Linked DNA regions of Homo sapiens: region 2 is linked to region 1. A link is an interaction called in ENCODE POLR2A ChIA-PET data of the cell type or tissue named here. Cell type or tissue: PC-3. All regions are shown on one strand.

Region 1 (2,500 bases):
TAAAGCACTTCAGTTGTCTATTTATCAGAGGTTAGGTTTCCTTTTCTGAATGCCAGACTAATAGGAGATGCAATTTCAAATGTTCATGTTGCTATTCAAACTTTGACCTATATGCCATTTTTTGGCACATTTTTAAATTTAAAATAAATAATAAAAATATAAGACGAGGATAAGACAATGAACAAAGCAAATGAGACTAAATCGAGAATGAGTGTTATACTTTTGCACACAATGTTGTAAGAACCAGATATTATTTTCTTAATACAAATTTTCATAGCAACAGTAATGGGCTTTCACCAGTCATTTTGAGGCCATTTTGATGTTGCATGGAACAGGAGACTCAAAATACTCTATTGGGAGAAAATTAGCCACACAAAGGAAATGGTGGGGGGAAAAAAATGTTATTTTATAAAATTCAAACTGAATTCAGATTTTTTGCAAGTAAGTTAAAAATAACTCAGAAAATAATTTGCTAATGGAGAACCTTGTAAAAATGTATAAATGTTTTGCATGTGAATAAGGCACCAACTGAAAGATTCCACACCATTTTAAGCAGTAGAAAATAAGGCAGAAAAATGGGATATGAAAGCAAGGAATAAATTAGCCAACTATGAAATTGATTCTACACATGTGGCTTTGTGGCTATTGCAACTTTAGGTTTAGACTCAAAAGTTTAGTAGTGAAGACAGACTGTGCTACTTTGTTTGCCTATGATTAGGATATGCTACCGCTAAGTCAGAGTGAGTTCCTGTGGTCACAGCAAACACACATAGTGACAGAGGTTAACAAACTTCCCTAGTCAATTACTCTTTAAGAGCTAAGCACAGACATTTAAAAAGAAAGCACATAGCCACAGGGGAAAAAAATAAAAAAGATTAGTAAGAACATGTTTCCTTAAATACTCAGAATTTGATAACTGACATCAGTTTAATTGAATACTGGTATCATTCCAGGCTGGTGGAGTGTTTTTGTAAGAATCCAAGGCTTGTTCAAGGCACAGCCGGCTGCTACTTTTCTAGGTTTCCATCTCCCACAGCCTTTCTTCTGTATCAGAGCTCTAACTCCCCAAGTAGAGAGACGTAACTACCTGCTTATAACTTAATCAAAGAGCCTGTATTGGTTTGCCTTTGGATGATGCTTCTATTGCTCCAGGTTCCTGCCAACAGCTAGTTAGCCTTGTCTGCTTCCCTGCTATCAGCTCTTGCTTCCTCTCAGGCCACTGGTGCCAAAGAAAGGAGAAAAAAGTTCCATAGCAGCATGACAGCTGGTGGGAAACACTGTGAACTTCTTCCCACAATAAGAAGAAAAGGTTCTCAGTGTTTGTACTTGCTTGCTTCAGCTCTCTCGCTTTGCTCTGGGTAATGCTGATTTTGATTTTTGAAAAATGTGACTATAAAGTTATGAATTGGGCTATCAAATGGCTTTGAAGGCAATAAAAGGGAGAATTCAAACATATATAGGTTGAACATACATAAACAAACAATCTAGTATCTTTAAGATAATGGCGCTTAAACACAAATCTTTTGTCACAACCTACAAACTACCACCCTCCATATAGGTAAACCATAAACTCTTCCATATGGCTAACTCATTCTTTGTACATCTACAGGAGACAAAGTTCTAAATGACAGAAATAGTATAGCAAAGGAAAGAACACAGACGTGAAGCAATATAGTTAGTAACTTAATGGGTGCTGCATTTAATTTTTGTCATATCTAACAGTTTCATTACTTAAATTATGCCATCTGGAGGTGCTCATCTCTACTATTCACACCTGGCTGAGTAAAGTTTCTTTGCTATCTTTTGTACTTCATCTCCCAATATGCAGACCCTGCTTCAAAGAGCCAGATGACATGTAATAATCTGATCAGGACCCAGGTTTCCTGCTTCGAAGCCTTCTGTCCAGTTAGTTCTTTGACTTGCAAAGCCTGATTTTGCCTACAGAAATTCTGTCCATTCTTTATTAACCAAGTTAAATATCCCCTCCTCTGACTGAGAAGTATCTTTCCTTCAGTCAGAAAAGCATAATTTTTTTAGCTGGATAAACTGCTTTCTAGAGAATAGACATTTCCTAACGTCCCTTTATGGCTCCTTGTCTTCTTCAACGACACACAAACAGGGTTGTTATGTGAAAATTATTTCAAAGGAGCTAAGTCCAATATAAATAGTCTCTTTTTGCTCCTCTTCTTCCTTCTGGTTTAGAGCTTTGATCTGGACTATGTAGGAAGGACTTTTCAGTTGTGTGCCTTACTTTGTACAGTGAGATGTTCTGTACATGTAGATATACAGTAAAGTCTATTTAACGTAATTGTACCTAAACTTGTAAATTTCCAAGTAAATTTCCAAGCTTCCAGTAAGAAACCTGGGTAGTGCAGAAGGAGACTTAAAATAAAATATGCTATTATCACAGATCAAATATCTTACATATTTAATGTTTACTTAATGTCAAATAAACATAATATATTCAACTTTAAACAATATAAACAAAGCTATTCATAGA
Region 2 (2,500 bases), 200 kb after region 1:
GTATCATGTGATATCACCGGTAAAACAAACAGTTAATTCTTTTTGCTGGGTATTTGGAAAACTTCAACTTTATGCAAGAAATACATTTGTATATTTGGTTTCTGATTATCATATTTTGGGTTGTAGAACTAGTGTATAAACCCAGAGATTGTGTCTCATTAAAATTAATCATTCAATGGATCTACTAAAATACATATGAATATTCTATTCATTTGTTTTATGCATCTTATGGCAAAATCAAACCCATTGAAAATAACTGCAGCCATCAAATATCAAAAAGCAAGAGAGGAAAAAAAAGAGAAGGCAGAATATTGGATTTATAACTTTTTCTAATTAATATGCACATATCATATGTTCAGACTCCACTAGAATAATTATTTCATTTTCAAACTTTTATGCTGCTATTATATATTTTTTCTTCTTCTACATTAGTCTTATTTTCAAAGTTACTCCTGCTATTAGTAAACTCAGTATGACCATTCCTCTAACCATCTACAGTTCAGGAGGAAGAAAATCCCTGCAGCTGTTTGATGCCCAAGAATATGAACACTTAGCAGTCAGATGAAAGAAAAGAAAAAGACAGAAAAGGAAGATCAAGAGAACAGTGATTTTGAATTTCTGCAGGCTAGCATTTACCTCTCTCAATAAAAGGAGCTTTGTGCTCATTATATCCCAGGACTCATCTTGCCTTCAGCTTATAGTAAACTGGCAATTTCTTTATCATTTCCTCTCTAAATTAAGGATCAAAGTTTAAACATATTCCTTTCCTTCTCTATTAGATTATGATTAAAATTACCACCTGCCTCACCTCATTCACACAATCACTCCTACTAACAAAAAAAAAGAAGGAACCCCCTAAAGTAAGGCACAGTTAACTAGCAAAACAAAGAGTTGTGGGGAATTTCTGGTCATGGTATTTATCTGATGATTGATTTCAGAATACAGTGTTAAAGAAGCAAACAGTAAAATCTTCTGAAAGTAATATCCTAGTAAATATTTAACTTGATATATTAGTTTGCTAATAATATTATCATCAAACTATTATTTGTTTACTGAGCATCTTCACATGTATTCTTAGTCCTCAAGACACCCTACAAAGTGGATTCTATCCAACTTTTATGGATGAAGAAATAAGTTCACAGAGGTTGATTAATTTTCCCTAGGACTCAAAGCTATTTAATAGTTATAAGAGCTAAAATTTAATTGTATAATAAATCAATGAATGTAAGATGTATAACATATTTTAAAACTCTACATAATCATGTGTTTAACATAGAGTCTTACCTTTTGTCAAGGTACCGGGTTCCTGTTGCCCTAAACACAAAACACAATGGGGATTCTTCTGGATATTAAACACAAAGGAGCCCTGGATTCAAAACAGTGGTGAACATAAACTGATGAGCTCATATTGCCATAAGAAGAAAATCAGCTCACTTTACAATGAAAGGTACCTGGTAGTAGCAATTTTCTCCAAAGAATACACTTTCATATTTTCCTTTAATACCTATAAATGTATAATCAAAGTTTAATATGTGCTTTCAAATAACAGCAGTATGATATACTTATCAGTCTAAAACTATAGCATATTTCACAGAGACAATATTATCACCTCACTAGCTGACCAAGGCCCAGTTTGATGAGAGCTGAAAGGAATCCTGTAAGTTACAACACACACAGTCATTTCTCAGGAGGTGGTGCAGCAGGTGCCAGAGCCTAAACTAAACCAAGATGCTCCACGAAGTCATTTGAAGGCACTTTGAAAATGAGAAGAGGTCAGAGCCTGTTGACCATCACTGTAGAGAATTCAGGAATGACTGGAGTTAGTAAAGATCTCAGCTGCAAAGGGCAAATGAATCTAGTAGTGCAGAAGAGCAGGTCATGTACATCTTGTCATCTTCAGATTCTTCACTGCCTTCTACAGTCACTGACATCTGACTTCCTTCAGAGCCCACAACTTGGCCAGGCACTGAGAAAAAAGTACCCCATTCCACTGTGATATAAAACTTCTGCGCTGTGGGAACCAATTTTTGGTGTGGTTGGCCAGAGCAATTAGGCAAGAGATACAGCTAAAGGGCATCAAAACTGTAAAGGAAGAAGCCAAATTAGCCTTGTTTGCAGACAACATGATTATATACCTACAAAAACATAAAGACTCCACCCAAAAGCTGTTAGAAGTGGTAAACAAATTCAGTGAAGTTGCAGAATACAAAATCGAAATATAAAAATCTGTATGATTTATATATGCCAACAGAGAACCATCTGAAAGATAAATCCAGAAAGCAATCCCATTTACAATACCTACAACGAATACAAAATACCTAGGAATCAATATAACCAAAGAAGTGAAAGATCTATACAAGGAAAACAATAAAACTCTGATGAAAGAAATACAAGAGGACACCAAAAAATGGGAAGGTATTCCATGTTTACGGATTAGAAGGATTAATATTGTTAAAATGACAATACTAGCCAAGCAATTACAGACTCAATGCAATCCCTA

What was found. ChIA-PET counts read pairs that join two places held together with the same protein. Peaks named below come from ENCODE experiments on the same cell type or tissue, not always from the same donor. Only the 100,000 strongest peaks of a DNase experiment are listed, where the experiment ranks them.
Region 2: POLR2A ChIA-PET joins it to region 1 with 5 read pairs; 2 of 35 experiments call an interaction of 5 or more read pairs at or near these places.

The regions. Positions count from the first base shown.
Region 1 is chr3:81,553,797-81,556,296 of GRCh38, forward strand. The region is part of intron 12 of GBE1 (1,4-alpha-glucan branching enzyme 1); the gene reads right to left. Among named protein-coding and RNA genes, the nearest start is that of GBE1, 210 kb to the right of the region's middle. In PC-3, no CTCF peak of the experiment used is centred here; no DNase peak of the experiment used is centred here; H3K27ac peaks cover 428 bases.
Region 2 is chr3:81,751,915-81,754,414 of GRCh38, forward strand. All of the region lies in intron 1 of GBE1 (1,4-alpha-glucan branching enzyme 1), which reads right to left. LOC124909490 (a long non-coding RNA gene) reads right to left here and starts at 1,910. Exons shown (of 2, transcript XR_007096259.1): 1 at 1,285-1,910. In PC-3, no CTCF peak of the experiment used is centred here; no DNase peak of the experiment used is centred here.